Regions from separate parts of the Homo sapiens genome. Here region 2 is linked to region 1. A link is a loop called in an ENCODE intact Hi-C map of the cell type or tissue named here. Cell type or tissue: heart right ventricle. All regions are shown on one strand. Links, peaks and the distances in the headings refer to the core of each region. The heading gives the core; the rest is flanking DNA.

Region 1 (10,344 bases), core at 1,215-9,214:
AATTTGAAGAAAAGGGAGAAGTGATGATTTTTTAGGTTTAGGCTGGAACAACTAGAAGTATAGTGGTGCTGTTTACTGAGGAAAATTACAAATTTAGTTTTGCACAAGTTCTAAATGCCTGTTAGACATAGTCATAACAACAGTGCTAGTAAAAATAGTATTATGTAAGCGTAAACTGAGTCCCAGGCAGGGTTTTAAGTACTTTAACCTATATTAATTCATTTAATCATCATAAGAATTATATGTGCAAGGAACCATTATTGTCCCCATTTTACAGCACGAGAAAATAGAGGCAAAAAGAGGTTATAAGTGACTTGTCTGAAGTCACCCAGCTGGTGAGTGATGTAGCTAGGATTCAAACCTAAGCATTGTGGCTTTGGAGTCCATGCATTGAATCCCTGTAACCACCTCCGAGTGAACATGTTGAGTATGCATGCCTGTGAATATGGAACTCAGGGGAGTGGTCAGGGTTGGAGATACCCATTTATTTTTCTGAAGAGAAAGCATGCTTTTGTTTTTCATCTAAGCTTTGGTTGTCTGTGGGAGAAAGATTATAGGCAGTGGGACTGTGCTAACTGGTCTTTGATTACGACCTGACTGGGTTCATGCAGCCAGTATCTGGTATTCCCCACTGTAGGTTCCGTAGGGGCAAGGTCTGTCTCTTTGACTTCTCTATCTCTAGTCCCTAATCCAGTGCCTGCTGTGTAGTAGATGTTAGGGATGACTTTATATAATGGGCATTTGGTTAGGTTTTGGAAGTTCAGAGATGAATAAAACAGTTCTTTACCTTAGAGGAGCAGGGTATGAGGAAAAACCTGTGGGAATAAAATTAGAGTAGACTAAATGCATAAATACATGCCGATTAGTTCATTTGGGTTTTCTGCACCCTCCCCTCCCCAGCTTCCATGACTTGTGAGATGGGGCATGAAAAGGGCAAAGGGGCAAAAGAATGCCTAAGCTGTTGCAGGATGAAGTTGAGGCTCCCCAAGAGTCCTTTTCAACAAAAGAATTACTCAAAATCATGCATATTTTACTATATTTGCATTAGCTTTATTTGGCAATGATAGAATTTTTACCAAATGAAATAAATTCTGATATTTGACTGTCCTTTTGAAGTGATGAGTTTTTCCAGTTCTATTACCTCAGTGTTGACAGGGCTCACCAGAGAAATAAGGGAGTTGGCTTGAAATGTTGCAGCTTGCATAATAGAGGGTGATGGAGGGGTTGGGTGAAGTATTCAGGCAGGTTTCCACCGGTTTAAGTGTGTCATGCCAAAGTTCCACCTATTGGAATAAGTTTGAGTTTCTTTGCTGACCATCTCTAACATTGACATGTATTTTTTTTTTGTCATAGAAAGGGGATCTGGTGATATATATTGTAGGTGGAATTGCAGATTACATCTCGTATAGCTGGATCATTGTAGAACATGGAGACTAGAAAAATACAAACAAAAAAAGATGTGTCTTGTTCCCGTAGATCTTTCATGGCATACCATAACCTCAACAGTTGTCACAATTTTGTTACTTCCTAACATGAGTATTTCAAATTTAAACCATGTAAGAATTATATAAAATTGCACTGCCGTAGATTTTATGGTTAATTTCAGAATTTTTAAAAATATATAAAATTATATTTTGTTTTAAGCTTTCATTGGGAAAGTATCTAAATAACCAGATCTATGATTACTCTAAACAGAAGCCCTCTACTAACGTAAATGTAGAGGGGTGCCATCTCATTTTGCAGTTCACAACGTTTTAAATCTGCTCTTGTAGCTTCCCTACATTTAATGGAGTTGAAATGATTAGTCTTTATTTACACCACATTTGCAGTTAGTTTCCCAGGAACATCAGATACCCATATATGGTATAAAGTAAAATTGCATAGTCAATAGCCTATTGATGCTCAGGTGTTATTGACTTTTAAGTTCAGGCACAGTGAGGGCAGGTTGATGGTTATTTAATTGTGTCAGGTAGCTCCCAGCAGAGGGGGAGTGATGGTAAGTTCTATCTGAAAACAACAGGACCCTCTGTTTCTAACACTGACCATGCGAAATATAACATCCTAGATAGTAAATAAAATTCAGATTCCTTTTAAAATTTACATTTGCACAAGCAAATTTTAAACTATTTTATGAGTACTTTTATATATATGAAGATTTATTGTTGAAAACAGTGTGTCTAGCCCAGTGATAGTACATACTGAGCATTTAAATATAATTCTTTTTTTAATTAAATTTATTTTTTAAATTATACTTTAAGTTCTAGGGTACATGAGCACAACATGCAGGTTTGTTACATATGTATACATGTCCCATGTTGGTGTGCTGCACCCATTAACTCGTCATTTACATTAGGTATGTCTCCTAATGCTATCCCTTCCCCCTCCCCCGACCCCACGACAGGCACTGGTATGTGATGGTCCCCACCCTGTGTCCAAGTGTTCTCATTGTTCAATTCCCACCTGTGAGTGAGAACATGTGGTGTGTGGTTTTCTGTCCTTGTGAAAGTTTGCTCAGAATGATGGTTTCCAGCTTCATCCATGTCTCTACAAAGGACATGAACTCATCCTTTTTTTATGGCTGCATAGTATTCCATGGTGTATATGTGCCACATTTTCTTAATCCAGTCTATCATTGATGGACATTTGGGTTGGTTCCAAGTCTTTGCTATTGTGAATAGTGCCACAATAAACATACGTGTGCATGTCTCTTTATGGCAGCATGATTTATAGTCCTTTGGGTATATACCCAGTCATGGGATGGCTGGGCCAAATGGTATTTCTAGTTCTAGATCCTTGAGGAATCGCCACACTGTCTTCCACAGTGTTTGAACTAGTTTACAGTCCCACCAACAATGTAAAAGTGTTCCTATTTCTCCACATCCTCTCCAGCACCTGTTGTTTCCTGACTTTTTAATGATCGCCAATCTAACTGGTGTGAAATGGTATCTCATTGTGGTTTTGATTTGCATTTCTCTGATGGCCAGTGATGATGAGCATTTTTTCATGTGTCTGTTGGCTGCATAAATGTCTTCTTTTGAGAAGTGTCTGTTCATATCCTTTGCACACTTGTTGATGGGGTTGTTTGATTTTTTCTTGTAAATTTGTTTAAGTTCTTTGTAGATTGTGGATATTAGCCCTTTGTCAGATGGGTAGATTGCAAAAATTTTCTCCCATTCTGTAGGTTGCCTGTTCACTCTTTATGGTAGTTTCTTTTGCTGTGCAGAAGCTCTTTAGTTTAATTAGATCCCATTTGTCAGTTTTGGCTTTTGTTGCCATTGCTTTTGGTGTTTTAGACATGAAGTCCTTGCCCATGCCTATGTCCTGAATGGTATTGCCTAGGTTTTCTTCCAGGGTTTTTATGGTTTTAGGTCTAACATGTAAGTCTTTAATCCATCTTGAATTAATTTTGGTATAAAGTGTAAGGAAGGAATCCAGTTTCAGCTTTCTCAATATGGCTAGCCAGTTTTCCCAGCACCGTTTATTAAATAGGGAATCCTTTCCCCATTTCTTGTTTTTGTCAAAATTCTACTTCTTGCAATCACTTTTATTTTTGCATTATTATCTTCAACTCATATATATTTGTAGTAGTAGCTGGATGCTTGTTTGTGTACTTTACACTCTAAATGTTTGAATATATTTAAATAATTTATATAAGTAGCACTTATTTTTGCTTCATTTCACATTTGGTTGCTTAAAAATTAAAATCTTTAGGTTTGATTTTAACACATTACACTAATGGCTAATAATTAGTAAGTCTAGGTGGAGACTAAGCTTTAGTGACAGGTTAACCAAGTTTTAACCCCAAAAGAACACCCAGAAGAAAATTCTTAGGGAATAGTAAGCAAAACCAGTATGTCGATGAAAGGAATAATTTAACCATAACTACGTAGCTATTATTCTTCAAGTTGTTACTATTCTACAGGGAGTATTTTCTTATTTGGTTCTTCAATTGCAAAGCTATTAATTTCAGTCTGCATTGCAAGCCACCAAGCAGTGTGAAATAAATACTGGAAGATGATACTGTGAAGAATCTGAACTCAGAATGATTTTTTACTTTCCAACACACTCTGGGGACATTTGGCAATGTCTAGAAAACATTTTTGGTTGTCACATTTGTGTGTGGGGACATTACTCCTAGCATCTAGTGGATTGAGGCCATTATAGCATGTCACTGAATGTCCCACAATGTACAAGACAACTTCTCAACAACAGAAAATTATCCAGTTCAAAATGTCAGTACTCCTGATGTTGAGAAATTCTGTAATATCTTTTCTTCCTTCACTCCCTCCTTCCTTCTGTTCCTCCTTTTTTATTTTTTTATTTTTTTGCTTTAGAAATGGAGGTGGTAGTTTTAAGTGGCAAATGCCTGACTTGGACAAAGGATTGTGTTGTACTGCTTTTAGTTTGTTGGATAGCTGAGCTAATTTGGTTCATTTACTGAATGGGAAATAATTCTTGGAGCTAATAATAGTAGCCTTGAATTTTTTTGGTTGCTAGTGTGTCTAGTGGTTTTGTATTTGTTTTTGGCTATGAATATTTTTCTTACTAAAATTAATTTAATCTGGACTTTATATAATCCTGGATTGTAACAGGTTTCCTAGTGTGAATTCCCTTTATTGTTGTATATGTTAAATTAGCTATTTCACAGTTTCATGGTTTATATCTGTCAAAATCCTTTTCACATTAATTTTCATTTTTGATTGTTACAAACAGCCCATAAAATGTGTAGGGCATGCATTATCCTCACTATTAGACCAATGAAGAAACAGACTTAGGTTAAATGACTTTCCATATGTGTTAATAAGTTAGTGATGAAAGCAAATCTAGAACTTTATACCTAGGAATCTTTTTTTTTTTTTGAGACAGAGTCTCGCTCTGTCGCTCAGGCTGGAGCGCAGTGGCGCGATCTTGGCTCACTGCAAGCTCCGCCTCCCGGGTTCACGCCATTCTCTTGCCTCAGCCTCCCTAGTAGCTAGGACTGCAGGCACCCGCCACCAAGCCCGGCTAATTTTTTGTATTTTTTTAGTAGAGGCGGGTTTTCACCGTGTTAGCCAGGATGGTCTCGATCTCCTGACCTCGTGATCCGCCCGCCTTCACCTCCCGAAGTGCTAGGATTACAGGCGTAAGCCACTGCGCTCGGCCGTACCTAGGAATCTTTTAAAGTTACCAGTTATTGTTATCCCATTTAATCTTCTTGACAATACTGTGAAATAGAGTTATTACTCTCATTTTATAGAAAAAGAAGTTGGTTTAGAGATATTAAATAACCTATTCAGTGCCACCCAACTCATAATGTAGTTTGGCTGTTTCCACTGAGCTATTCTGTGTCTTCAGATATTCTCCAATAAATAAATCTGACAATTTCTGGATAAATTCACAGAATCTTTGCCTAACTTAATTAGGTTTCTTGAAACTCATGTTGCCACTTGAATCATTGGTAATTCAGTGTTTGTAAGCCTATTCTAATTTGACTTAAGTAGAAACTTACCTGAGTTTTGGTAAACCATACTTGCTGGGTAGGGGAGAACCGTGCTTGCAGAAGACAGTCCTTTAAACAGGCAGAGACGTTTTTATGTAGGGTTTTGAGGAAGCACAGAGTTTGAGATTGGCTGATTTTGAAAAGTGCAAAAATTTAAGGATTAGCCAGCTTTAAACTTAGAGTTTAGAGACTGACCGGCTTTGAGGAGCAAAGGTACTGAAGCGGGGCAGTTGCTGATTGGCTTACTTTGTTGGCAAAGTGCTTAAGTGGAAAGGTTGAGTAGACTTTAAGGATGGATTGACTGGGGTAGATTTAAAACTGGTTTTGTGGTTACTTGTTTCCAGCTTAGGACTAGAGCCAAAGAACAATCTTTTCCTTTCTTGAAGTTGAAGAATACGTACTTTTTATGTCAAACATGTTGATGTTAGCTATGGCGCTAATATAACATACTTTTGATTTTGCTTTTCTTCTGAAACTTAAAAGAAAAATGGATGTACAAATATCACTTGTTTTCTGTCTATCAATTTCAGGACAATATATTTGGAACCCAGGCTGCCTCAAGGATTATTTTTATATGTAGTTCAAGAGGTAATATATTATTTGTGGAAATATATTAATGCTTTAAAAATTATGGTGAAGGCTGTGCTGTCTATGGTGAAGGTTATGTCTATTTTTTTTCTCTTTTGGGAGTGTGTTATATTATGTGCCTGCCACAATTAGTCTTGATAGATGCCGAATTATAGATCTAGAAGTCTGTTGTTTTTGCTGTTATTAGAGATACATCTAGAAGTGATTACTTTTTGAATGTTACTTGGAAAGTATTCTGATCAACATTATGAAAGATTAGTGATTATATTACATATATTTTATAGAACAAGGCAAGCAAAATATTTTAGTATTTGCAAATCATGTTACTATAATTATTAGATCATAGTACCATTTATATAAAGTATTAGGTTGGTGCAAAAGTAATTGCGGTTTTGGACCGTGAATTTTAAATCATTATAAGTCGGCTCAGACACGTCTTTATTAATCAGAGCAGGAAGCATTATAATCAACACATTTTTGCCAATGAGAAATAAGTTTGTTCATTCCTGTAGCTTAAAAATTCATGCTTTGGGATTTGGAAAGCATTTTCTGCTTTCCAAAAACCTGCTGGTTTTGGAAGCATTTTCCTTTCAAATAGTTGTCGAGATGCTTGAAGAAGTGGTGGTTGACAAGAGGTCAGGTGAATATGGCGGATGAGGCAAACTTCATAGCTCAATGCATTCAGCTTTCGAAGCGTTTGTTGTGTGTCGTGCGGTTGGGCATTGTCATGAAGAAGAATTGGGCCCTTTCTGTTGACCAACGCTGGCTGCAGGTGTTGCAGTTTTCAGTGCATCTCATTGATTTGCTGAGTGTACTTCTCAGATGTAATGGTTTCACCAGGATTCAGAAAGCTGTAGTGGGCCAGGTGTGGTGGCTCACGCCTGTAATCCCAGCACTTTGGGAGGCCGAGGTGGGTGGATCACCTGAGGTCAGGAGTTCGAGACCAGCCTGGCCAACATTGCGAAACCCTGTCTCTACTAAAAATACAAAATTGGCCAGGCATGGTGGTGTGCACCTGTAGTTCCAGCTACTTGAGAGGCTGAGGCAGGAGAATTGCTTGAACCTCGGAGGCAGAGGTTGCAGTGAGTTGAGATTGTACCACTGCATTCCAGCCTGGGTGACAGAGTGAGACTCCGTCTCAAAAAAAAGAAAAAAAAAAGGAAGAAAGCTGTAGTGGATCAGAGCGGCAGCAGGCCACCAAACAGTGACTATGACCTTTTTTTGGTGCAAGTTTGGTTTTGGGAAGTGCTTTGGAGCTTCTGGGTCCAGCCACTGAGCTGGTCGTTGCCAGTTGTCGTATAAAATCCACTTTTTGTCACACGTCACAATCCGATTGAGAAATGGTTCATTATTGTTGTGTAGTATAAGATGGCACTTCAAAATGACAATTTTAAAAAATTTTCCTTCAGGTCCTGAGGCACCCATTTATTGAGCTTTTTCAACTTTCCAATTTGCTTCAAATGCCAAACGACCGTAGAATGGTCAATGTTGAGTTCTTTGGCAGCTTCTCACTTAGCTGTAAGACGATCAACTTCAATGATTGCTCTCAATTGGTCATTTGTCAACTTCTGATGGCAGGCCAATGATGTTCCTCATTTTTGAGTCTCCTTTGCAAAACTTCTTGAACCACCACTGTATTGTGGTGTAGTTTTTGGTAGTATTTGTTAGTAGTTCCTAGGCCAAATGCGTTGTTGGTGTTGTGAGTTGTCTCTGCTGCTTTATGAACCATTTTGACCCCGAATAAGAAAATCGCTGGAATTTGCTATTTGTCTAACATCATTTCCATAGTCTAAAATAAATATAAAATAAACAGCAAATAATAAATCATTAAGAAAAAAAACAAAGTGAGAAATGTCCATTAAAATGATATATAGCATAACCACATTTATTTTAAGAATGTATTCCAATATCAAACGGCAAATTCCAACAATACAAAACCTGCAATGAACGTTTGCACCAACCCAATATTTCAGTTGTTTAACATTTATTTAGAATATTTTTCTTTTTCAGTATGAAATAAAGAACTACTGTACTATCTATAACTATTTACTCTGTGACAAAACATTTTTCTAAATTGATCTTTCACAGTAATATTTTAAATTATTATTTTCCTATGGAGATGTTAAAATAAATTTAGGGCATTCATTATCTTAGAAGTTATAGAAGTCAGAATGAGTTTTTGGTGTAATTTCTTTTTTGTATTGAAGTTTTATTTTTAAATGCCCTAAGTGCTGTCTGTATTTATGTATGTAATAAGTTCATAACATGTTAAAAAATGGATGCTGTTGTAAGCTGAGATTGCGCCACTGCACTCCAGCCTGGGTGACAGAGTGAGAGCCTGTCTCAAAAAAAAAAAAAAAAAAAAGTTGCTGTTGTTTTTATATGCAGCCCCTATTTCCTTCCTTAATCTACAGCTTTTGTGTCATACCTTCATTCCTGCCTTCCAGGTAGGAATAATCCAGTGGTAAAACTATGTGTGATTTAGATATTTTTATGGAAACACTCTTTGAAAATGTAAAGTCTGATTCTTGTCTCTGTTGACAGACCAAATTTCTGACCTGTATGATAGTTAACCTTAAGAGGTTAATCTTAGCCTAGTGTGAAAATTAATACTATAGTTAATATATTATAAAATTATTTATAATATAACATTAACATTATGAACAATAAGTAATATTGTTTTTGACAGAGCTGTTGTTTACTAAAAGATATTCAAACACTGTTATCTTTAACAGTTAAACTTTATAAATTTATACTAAGGAGAAATAAAAAAAATCCTTTTTATTTGGGAATGCAACCTCCTTTAAACCATCAGGCCCAGAAAGGAATTTAAAATGTAACAGCAGTCACATCTCATTCCCCCTAGAGCTAAATAATGACCTCTTCAAGCTGCTTGCTATTGGGGCTCCAGACTAACTGACGCCAAGTACCCATAAAATGCCATATACCCTGTAGTTCAACAACGTATATCCAATCACCAAGCAATGTTATTTTTGTAAACCAATGAGAATTTCTGATGAACAGCTTTTGTAATTGCCGCCTCTCCTGATTCGTCCTTTTTTTCTTTAAAAACTTGAGACTCTCTTTTGTTTTCTGGAGCACTCAGCTAGGCAACTTGGAAGTGTGTCCCTGGCTGCAGTCCTCAACCTTTGTGCTTGAATAAACTCTAAACTACAATCTCACCCTTTTGATTGTTTTAGGTTCACGCTAAATATGTACTTAAAATTCCTAGGAAAAAATTGATTCCTGAATATGGTTACTAGCATTATTCTTGTTATCTGCAGTATGAAATAAATGGATTTGAAATGTGTTTTTCTCTGTGTACATGCAGTGAATAGTTGGGCTCTTATTTGCCTAGTGATATGATAAAGAATCTTAGGTTAGGTTATCTTTTGTAGTAAAATGGAAAAAAAGAGTTACATGTTCTTCAATAAAAGCCTTATTTTCTAGTCTTTGCTGGTATAATGGGTAAAATGGTAGCTCAAATTTTAATTTGCATTTTTTTAATTACTAGTGAGTGAGAGTGAGATTCTCTTCATTTACTCGTATGGATTTCACTTACAGTTCCAAATTTAGCAAATAAAAATACAGATACCTTGTTAAGGTTGAGTTTCAGGTAAGCAACAAATAAATTTTTAGTGTAAGTATGGGCCATGCAATATGCAGGACACGCTTCTACAAAAAACAACAATTATTTATCTGAAATTAAGATTCAGTGGGGCATCCTGTATATTATCTGGCAAACTTAACTTCACTTTCTGTGAATTGTCTGCCTCTGCCTTTTTGTCAGATTTTCAGTTGCACTTTCTATCTTTTGGTTGTTGTTTTTGCAGCAGTTCTTGGCATACACTGGATTTTAATCCCTTGCCTTTTTAGATGTTGCAAACATATTCTTCCAGTCTTTTGCCTATCTTCTAATTTTGTCTGTGGTGTCCAATTCATCAAAGTTGACGCCATCAAAATTTTTCCATGTTTATGCTTTTGAGATCTTGAAGAAATCTTTCGTCATCCCAAGGTTGCAAATATGTTATTTAACTTTTTCTTTCATTAGCATTATAGTTTTAGCTTTTATACATTGGTTTTTAATACATTTGGTATTTATTTTATGGGAACAATATTAGGAGATGAGGTTAGAGAGGCAATGAAGGGGCACATTGTGTGAAGACTTGTCGGTCATTGTGAGGACTTTGGTTTTTATGCTAAGTGAAATAGGAAGCCCTGGAGGGTTTGGAACAGAGGGTGCCATTGTCTGAACCGTGCCTTTAAAGAAACTCTGA
Region 2 (10,344 bases), core at 1,523-9,522, 110 kb after region 1:
GTATGCTTGGGTTGGTTGGATCTCGAAGAGAATTCATTGTAAAATAAAAATTTGTCAGCCGGGCGCGGTGGCTCACGCCTTTAAAAACAATACAAAAATTAGCCGGGCATGGTGGCGTGCGTCTATAGTACTAGGTACTCCAGAGGCTGAGGCAGGAGAATCGCTTGAACCTGGGAGGCAGAGGTTGTGGTGACCCAAGATCTTGCCACTGCACTCCAGCCTGAGCAACAAAGCGAGACTCTGTCTCTAAATAAATAAATAAATATAAAATAAAAAATTGTCTGAATCCAGTGACAAGAAAAAAGTGACCAAAATCACACGCAAAAGAAATGAGAAATTTTAAGTGAATAAGAACATAATTCTTACTGACGAAGGGAAGTAGGTTCAGCGCTGGCCACCGATGCAGAAGTGCATCTTAAAGGATGCTAAGGAAGAGGATTGTAGTGGTATAAACCTTGAAAAATCAAAAGAAAGGCTTCAGGAAGTGGAAAAATTTGACAAAGAAGAGTAGAGGAAAAAAGTTAAGACAAAGCATATGGAGAAAATACTTCAAAGGGGAAGCAAAAAGAGAGGCCAGCAAGGCCAAAGATGAAGGGAATGTCTTTTAGGATCTCAGTGGTAATAATGGGAAATTCGATTAATTCACTCTTAGATCCTCGTACATACAGATGTCTGAAGAATCAGATAGTGAAGATACGGAAAATAAAATTAGTAGTTCAGGAAAACCCATAGAAGGAAGAAAAGGAGCCACAGTAAAGTGGACAATGTGAAACTACTATTATAACAAGTTGCAAATGAAAGAAGGCCAAGTAGGAATCCTCAGAGTCTCTGGATACAGTTCTGTCTCTAGCAGAAGACAAAGAGCTTAAATTTTATCTAAGAGCTTAAACTATATCTGCTCAAAATGAAAGCTAAATACTTGCTGCTCTTCTCCTCTCCTTGAAACCTGTGCTCATGACTGCGTGGGTCAGATGTCAAAAAAGCTTTGGAGTAGTTAGGTAGCAAAAGTCCCATACCTAAAAGATCGATGCAACTGCAGACTGAGGTAATGGTATGTCTGACACCTTTCTTCCCCATCAGATAATCTACTTAAAATGTGTGTGGATTATAAAAATTCCCCAGCCTGATTTCCAGCATGTATATTGTTAGACTTTAGTCCATTCCTTTATTTTACTGCCAACTTGTAGAATCTCCATTCATTTTTAGAAATTCTTGTCTTGTTTACCATACAGAATATAGTATGTACTATTTAATATTAAACTTTCTCACGATTTTCATGTTTTTAATGTTTCCAAGGAGTGAAAATGCGATGGAGGCACCCTGAGAAATGAGTATTTTTGAATTGAGATGATCATTAATAGAACCTATTTCCTATTTCTAATAAAAGTAGAACATTTAGGAATAAATTCAACAAAAGACATGCAAAATCTGTAAGAACAACAAAACTATACTGAGAAAAATTAAAGATAGAAATAAATGAAGAGAGATGCCATATGGTTGGAAAACTCAATTAAATGACATTTCCCTCAAAATTGATCTGTAGATTCAACATAATCCCTAGCATAAATCCACGGGCCTTTTTGTAAAATTAGCAAGCTAATTCTAAAAGTTACATAGAAATGTAAAAGACTGAGAAAATCTGACGAATCTTAAAAACATAGGTGGAAGACTTGAATTTGTACCATAACTATAAAGCTGCAGTAATCCAGATAGCATGGTGCTGCCATAAGGATAAACTAATAAATTAATGCAATTGAACAGAGGCCATAGACCCATTTATATAGTCCTTTGATTTCAAACAAATCCAAAGCAACCAAGTAGGGAAAGGAAAGTGTTGCAGTAAATGGTGCTGGGTCAACTAGATATCCACAAGCAAAAATATAAATCTCAATTTCTGTCTTGCATCATGCATATAAATCTATTTGAGATGAATCATACTACTAAATATAAAAAGCTAAAGCCATACGAATTTAAGAAAACATCAGAGAATATCCTTATGACTTGGGGGTAGGCAAAGATTTCTTAGGATGTAGAAAGCAATCACTGTAAGAGAAAAGCTTTAAAGAATAGACTTCATTGAAAAAACCAAACTTGTGTTTATCAAAAGATACCACTAAGAAAACAAAAAACAAGCCACAGACTGAGAAAAATATTTGCTAAATGTATATTTGTCAAAGGAATATATAGCTAATTTATACAGCTCCATAACAAAAAGCGGAACAACCAGAAACTAAAAAGGAATAGGGAACAAATGATTTGAAAAGACACTTTGTAACACAGACACTGCACAACGGAAGATATTCAAATGATTAGTAAGCATGTGATCAGCGTCATTTGTCATCTGGGAAATGCAGGTTAAAATGAGAATGAGAAACCCACCATACTGTCTAAAATCAGATAGGATCTAGAGCAACTGGCATTCTTATACATTAGGTATACCACTTGAGGAAAAAGATCTGGCAGTTTCTTATGAAGTTAAATACACTTACCCAATGATTCAGCAGTTCTCCTAGATATTTGCCTAAGAGAAATGAAAATAAAAATCGACCAAAAAGATTCTTATGAGAAGTACATACATAATATATGTGCATAATATAGCTTCAATCATACTAGCCAGAAACTGGAATAGCCCAGCTTCCCATCAGTAAGAGAATGGATAAACAGACTGTGGTTATTCATAAAATGAAACACTGGCAAATTATCTGTGAGGGGAAAGGATGAGAAAAGTCGTTGCTTCTAGGGGATGGGACGGGAACTGACTGGGAAGGATTTTGAAGGAACAAACTTTGGGTAGTGGTAATGATTTGGGTTACAAGGTATATGCATTTGTAAAAAAACTTATGGAATGGTACACTTAAGATTGGTGCATTTCATTTTATATAAATTTTGCCTCAAGAAATAAAAAAGAGCTTTAAAAATCACAAGGAAGTACTTTTTTATGTCCATTAGATTGGCAAAAATGTTGGAGCATCCTGAACTTATCTTGCCCTGCTAGTGGTTATACAAATTGAATCAACCATATAATACATTTGCATTAACTAATAAGTTGTGCATATATCAACCAAGCAACTCCACTCTGAGGCATAGAAACTCTTGGTAATCTACATAGAGAAATACATAATATGTTCCAGAAAGCTGGGAACAACTCAGATATCCATCAATAAGAGAAGACACAAATTGTGCCACATTCAAACATATCATCATGGATAAGTCTCATGAACAGAATAAAACCAAGAAACTTAAGAATACTTCCAATATGATTCCAACCAATATAACTCCATCCAAAATCTTGCAAAATTAAGCAAGATATTAGGGATACATATGGTAACACTATAAAGGAAAGCAAAAACAACAACAACAAAAAAGGATAGCTGGAGAGAAGGCATGGGAAAAAGGATTGGAATTGGAATGGGAAAGGCCATAAAGGGGACTTCAAAGTTATAAGTAATGTATTCTCTAAACTGGCTAGTGGGAAAACAGGTGTTCATTTTACTATTTATAACTTGCACATTTGTTGAAAATACTATTTGGTATGTATTCAGCATTTAATTTCTTGAGAAATTAGAGGTACACTTAAATAATCTTTAAGGATACTTCTTAGCAATAATACGATATGCAAAATATGAGAAGTAGGCTTTCTGCTGTCACTAATTCAGTCATTCAAGTGTTTATCAAATGCCTATACAGCTTGATATGGATGTGACATTAGTGGCCTTATTTGGAGGCCACAGTTTTGGTGGCTGTATCTTAAAAGCGAATTAGAAGAACTACTGAAATCTAAAATGATTGGGATTTATATTGGTACAGTATAAATCTTCTGAGACTGTTTCTCAGAAGTTCCGCCATTATTGCTTCAAGAAGGGAAAGAAAATTATGGATTTTCACTTATGTGATGGGTAAATGAAACCATCAGAAAAGACAGAAGTAATTTTTTTGGCCTTTGGAATGAATCTCCTCCAACAGAATTCTTTTAAAATAGGATGGGCCAGATAACTGAGAGGGCCCGGCTTTGACCTCTTTCCACTAATGCTGGTTCAGCTGACTTCTCAAAGCACACTTTTATGAGTTGAACTGATTATTGACCCATCAATGAATTTACCTTAAAACCAGGTCATGGAGAATGACTCCCATAATATATTTTCTTGCAACTTCACTGTGATAAAAATTCTCAGGATGCTGTGGCTAATATCTAGATCTTAATGTTATGTTGAATCCTAAACATTTTCAAGATATTTATAGATTTTTTCATCTCTGCACTTCCTGAAAAATCTGTGAATATTTTTCATTAAATTAACTTGCCGAGAAAATTAAGGTTGGACACTGTGGCTTCCTATATAGTCCTACATTTGTAGCTTTAAATGTTAAGGGCTTACCCCAACCCTTTACTCTTTATAAGTATTCAAACATTCCTTTGGATAACAAATAATAAATTCATAGTGCTAGATATCCAGCAAGATGACAGTCTGGTTGCTTATATGAAGTACCTAAATATACACAATTGCAATTCCAAAGCCTTATTGCTTCATTTATCACAGGAAGTGCCAGAGTTCTGCAATATCTTGTAAGAAAAGCTACTCGACTTGCATGAATTCTCATAGGAATGACCATGAATATTATGCCAATTTCATCCTAAGTATTGAAGTTAAGGTTCTAAATGACATTTAATAGTATGATTTATTTTCTATCTTAAACTTCATAGGGCACAAAGCAAGATCCTATCCTTTCATATTGCTTTTTTATTTTTAAAGAGTCTGACTGATGATAAAAATCTAAGCTTAAAAACTGTCAAATGATTTATGATATTTCATTTATTTTTCAAAGGATTGGGGTGTCACCAGTAAGCCTATTAGAATTGTAGGTTTAAAGTTCCTTGATTTTAAAAAAGACCAGCTGCCTAAACAAGTTTTGAGCTTTGTAATTTAATTCTATGTGATTTTTTTTAATACTTCAAAGTACCAAAGTAGGCATTTCTTCTTAGGTCATAAATAGTTGTTTATGTCATTATGATTTCAAACTTTCAAGTACATTTTAAGATCTACTTTTTAAAAATATTGATTTTTTTTTATTGTGTTCATTACAACCTCAAGACATTTCTTTCTGTCTACCTAAATCTCCCTTTCTTCATGGGCTGACAGCAACAAAGGTAGAACATGAAGAAACTGGAGGAAGCCTCCTTTTAAAAAATTGGAATTCTGTAGTCGAGTATATATAATCCAGTGTCTTTGAGAAATGCTGTGAAACCACTTTAAAGCTGTTTTTTAATGACACTTTTAAGTTTGGGATAATTGTAAATTTGCATGCAGTTACAAGAGATAATATATGTTCCATGCACCGCTTACACAATCCCCCCAGTGGTAACATCCAGGATATTAACACTGATGCATTCTAGATCTTATTCAGATTTTCCTAGTTTTTCTCGAACTCATTTGTGTGTGTATTTATTTAGTTCTATCTAATTTTTATCACATGTGTAGCTTCTTGTATCTACTACAGTCAAGATGAACATTTCCATCACAAAGATTCCATCATGTTGGCCTTTTATAATCACACTCATCTACCTTCCCACTTCCCACCCCTGTCCCTAACCCCTGGCAACCACTAATCTGCCCCCTGTTGCCATAATTTTTCCATTTTAAAAATGTTATTTAAATGGATCCTTAGATTTAACTTTTTTGATTTAACTTTTTTAATTTAACTTTTTCATTCTCTTGAGATTGTCTCGAAATTAATATTATTTCCTTGAGATTCATCCAACTTGTGTTTATTAATAACTTGTTCATTTCGATTACTAAGTGGTATTCCATTAAAATCAATTTTGATTTTTAGTTTATACGCACACATAAAATGTGAAGCAATAATGCAAAATATCAGTTTAAAACGTGTTTAGGACATTGTTGAAATTAACCTATTAAAATTACATATTTTTTGTCATTTTAGTCATTTGGATTGGATTTGTCTATGGCTTAATATGCTAAGACTGGATGAATCATCACCTGTATACCGAACATATAGTTCCAGTGGGAACATTCTATTCCCTAACTCATTTTAATAAAAACTGTGAGGTTGGAGATACAAGAGAAGTTCCTTGTTCTTATTCCAGAAGATTTGCTATTTAGTTTTTTCTTTCCTTTTACAGCCTGTGATTACCCACGTAATTCTCTTCATATAACCTATTGTTACCTAAGTAATTCTTCTTCCCCTTGTGCCTGTGCTTGCTTTTCCAACTAAATGATTAAGTGTCTTAATTTCTAGGCTGACTAAGATACTTCTTTCCTCCTTCCTCCCTAAATTCACTTACTCTTTCTCTAACCTGAAAGAAAGGGGTAAGATGATGAGTACCAAGAATAAAAGTATTTGGCTTCATCTGGGAGGCCAGAGAAGGCTTCCCTAAGGAGGATACATTTAAGCAAAAATCTGATGGATGAATAAGAGTCAACTAGGAGAAGAGGAGGAAGAAATAGCATTTTAAACAGAGAAAAGAAAGGGCATGGGCAAAGACCCTGTGGTGGGAAGGAGCAAAGCAAGCAGGAAGAATTGGAATCAAGCCAAGTGGAGAATGGGCTGAGAGAACCAAGGGAATATATGGTATGAAATTGGACTGGAGAGGGAGGCAGAGTTCAGACCTTATAGAGCTTTTTAGGTCATATTTAATAAAGATCAGTGCTTATTCTAAGACCAATGAGAAACAAATAAAGGGTTTTAAGCATGAAGTTGACTTGTCCAGATTTGCAATCTGTAAAGATCCTTTTGGCTGCAGCGTGGATGGTGCTTTGGGGTAAAGGGTGGAAGTGTCTCGACTGGTTACAGGCCATTTTAGTGGGGTACACTGGAGAGGATGGACCTTGGGGTAAAGTTATAGTGGTGCAGTTATAGAAAAGATAACAGATTTAATCCTTAAATCCCAACAGATATGTTGTATTAGAAATGGGAGAGGAAAGAGAACTGTATTAAAAATAACTACTAGATTTCTGATTACAGCATTTAGACAGCGAGGGAATTCCAGCAGCAGATCACATTTTGGGAACATCATGCATTTCAAAGGCAGAACATTTCAGATGGCTTTGAGACACACAAGAGGAAAGGTCAAATAGTAATAATGATAATAGCCAATATTTTTGAGCATTTACAGTTATTACAGCATTTTTTAAGCTGAGGACATGGAAACACAGAAATGTTAAGAGACTTGTCCAATGTCAGACAGTAAGTGGAAGAAACAGGATTTAAATCTACGTAGTTCACCTCCAGAGCCCATGCACCTTATCATTCTGTATGCTGCCTGTGTAGACAGATATGGACCTACAGATATGTAGGTGTGGAGCTCATAGAAGGGGTCTGGACTAGAGATTAAAAGTACAGAACAAAAAAGTTCATTTTTATTTACATCTCTGTGAAATGGATGAGATATCCTAGGGAGAGAATATAAAGTGAGACATGATGTTTACCTTGAGGCTCTTCAGCATTCAGTGGCCAAGGATGGCAAGATAGGCAGAAGGAAAGACGAGGGACTTCTGGTTGATATAAAAGAAGAGAAAGGGGATGTTAAGGAGATAATGAACAATGGTGGTTTTACTGCTAACATGTCCAGTAAGATGAAGACTGAATGGTGTCTGTGGACAACTTTGACAGAAGGGTCTTGGAGGAGTGGTGTAGTGGGGCTCAAGCACATATGAGGAGTGAATAGGAGATGAGGACATGAAGTCAGAACATTTAGGCAACTCTGTAGAGAAGTTTATTTGAAGCAGGAAGTGTCTAGATAGGCCTGTGAGCTATAGCTGGAGGGAGATGTGGGGCCAAATGGTTTTGTTTTGCTGTTATTTTAAAGGAAGAGACTAGGGTTTGTTTAAAAACCAGTGCAAAAAGATCTGCGTAAGAAGAAGAGGTTGAATATATAAACAAGAGAAGGAATAATATTTTCATGTTGTTGGGAAAATGGGAGAGAATGGGATTAGGCATAGGCAGAGGGTCTGGCATTTGGAAGGAGGAGGGGCACCACTTTGGTGTGTCAAGTCCAGAGTAGGAAGGACTGGAGCCACTTTGGTAGGTTGTATGTGATACCAGGAAGGAGAGTGACTTTCCATCAGATAACTTCTGTTTCCTTTGGAAAATGAAGGTGAAATGATCTAGAGAGAGCATGAAGAGGAGAATAGTACTGAAGGTTTGAGGAGTTAAGGAGAGCAGGTTTAGTGTCAGGCATCAAAGAGGCTGGCTCTTGTGTTTCCAAAAATAATCTGGGCAGTGAGTTTCCTAGTTGACCACAAACATCGTTTTCTGAGCAGTTGCAGAGTTTGAGGAGATGAGAATTTGTAGGACACAGAGACTTAGGCTGTTCTAAATGTGGTTTTTGTATTGTATGTGTCCATTTCTCCTGAGAAGTGAGGTCAGTATTAAAGCTGAGAAGGAGACGGGAGGCATGAGATGTTCTGTGGAAATTTTTAAACACATTTTTTTAAAGCAAACATCTGTAGTGATTTAAATTATTTTATTGAAAGCGTCTTCTGACACATCACATGTTATCTTACATTTTACTTATTTTAGAGAACAGTTTATTCACCAGCAAGGCTCTTCAACTGGCTTTTTAAAGACAGGGCCCCTATCTCACTAAGCAAGCTGCTGAGTGTGTCCCACAGGTATTCACTAAATAAATGGTGAGAGAAGTGCTAGATATTGCAACTCTGCTGGTACTGTGGCTACATTTTATTTGGCCAAGGGATTTTTTTGCTTTATATTTTTTTGTAAACCTTACTAAATAGATGTTCTCATTTGAAATTATAATGATCTCCATTTTTTTAATGTGCCAAGAGAGTGATTTTCCCTTACCCAATTAAAAGTTTGATTCATTTAATGTAACTGAGAAGTGTGAATCATAAACGAAACATTATATGTATTTATTTTTCATATGTTTTAAGTTATGAAAATGTATTTGCTTGAACTACCATATTCTAAGATTTTGATACATTTTGTAGTGACTCTTCTGGATGTTTTCTATTCCAGAAAATATGAAATTTTAGTTTCGATTTTTCATAAAAAGATATATTGAATATGATAGCTTTAATTTTAACTGTATTAATTTAGATTGGCCTAGGAACCACAGAATGCTTACACAAAAATTCTAAAGAACATACTAAGAAATAGTTTATTTTTACCATAGGTAAAAAGATGATGAGTTTCTCTAAATATAGGCGGCTTTTTTTTTTTTTTTTTTTGGCCAATATACAAATAAAGATTCGTCTAAAGCAGTGGTTCTTTAAAGGGGTGCTATATCAATACTAACATATAAAGTTGCTTTCTGCCCCTTTGCAAGATTGTGTCTCCGTTCTTCATGCTACCATGCCCCTGCTGAGACTCTCTTCATACTGACCAGATTGTTTTCTGCTTCAGTCAGGTTTTGAAGTGTTCGCATTTTTTTTCTACTGTATCTTTGCCTCCTTGTCCATCTATGGCTATAGGAAGCTCATCCTGGGAGTGGAGGAACAGATGTTCTGTCATTGCCACATTCTTCTGGACACAGACTGGAGAACTATAGGAATGTAAGCATTTGCTGAAACATAGTACTCTTTTCTGTTTCTAAGCACCTATTCATTATTGCTGTCATTGACCCTTATGTTCTCCATCTTTCCCAGGGTTCCTTGCTTCCTTCAATCTATGATCACTTTAAGTATGGTCTTTCCTCTTCCCTTCACCTATAGTCTCAGGTGAATCTTCTTCCCCCTTTACCAAGTACACAAGGTAATTGTACTCTAACACCCTAGGAAAACCTGAAGTCTTTGTGCAGCCAGCCTGTCCTGGACAAGGGCAGAGAGCTTCAGGAGCTTGCTTTTCAAGAAGTGCCCAGTTGAACCTAGGGAGCTTCAGTCCTCAAGAACAAATGTGAAAGAAGATCTAGCTAGACAAACTGTGAAAAGAATATATTTACCTGCCATGACCTTTACGTTGGTTATGAGGATAGCTCAGAAGTCTCTTTGCATCACTCTATGTACCCTACTTGTGTGGATATTTTGTGATATGGTCTTCAAAACTGGAACAAGGCATGGCATACCAGCTTGAAAGAATATTTTTAGATTCAGGCTCCATGGTGGTTACCATATGACTGCTTAAGGCACAGCTGCTTCTAAAACACCTTTGCCATACTTAACTTTTTCTGATTTAATTAGATCATATAGTTAGTGTCATTAATTTGGGATGGAAGCACCCTTCTGTCATGACTACTGTCCCTCACAAGTTTGAAAATGATTCACCATGCAGTATTAAAAAGTAAAATGCTTTTATTACTTTCATCAAGAGGCCATATGATACAAAGGTTCAGGATAAAGATGAAAAAGTGAGTAGGAAAAGAAAATTAAAGTT

Evidence for each region. Hi-C counts contacts between places; a loop is a spot of excess contacts. Peaks named below come from ENCODE experiments on the same cell type or tissue, not always from the same donor. Only the 100,000 strongest peaks of a DNase experiment are listed, where the experiment ranks them.
Region 2: a loop joins it to region 1, with 1.8 times the contacts of the local background. A loop is called at or near these places in 3 of 110 quality-filtered maps.

The regions. Positions count from the first base shown.
Region 1 is chr10:31,019,143-31,029,486 of GRCh38, reverse strand. All of the region lies in intron 1 of ZNF438 (zinc finger protein 438), which reads left to right. Among named protein-coding and RNA genes, the nearest start is that of ZNF438, 7.6 kb to the left of the region's middle. In heart right ventricle, for the core only: no CTCF peak of the experiment used is centred there; no DNase peak of the experiment used is centred there; H3K27ac peaks cover 2,567 bases.
Region 2 is chr10:30,909,543-30,919,886 of GRCh38, reverse strand. The region is part of intron 3 of ZNF438 (zinc finger protein 438); the gene reads left to right. It also overlaps the pseudogene DDX10P1. Among named protein-coding and RNA genes, the nearest start is that of ZNF438, 120 kb to the left of the region's middle. In heart right ventricle, for the core only: no CTCF peak of the experiment used is centred there; no DNase peak of the experiment used is centred there; H3K27ac peaks cover 1,574 bases.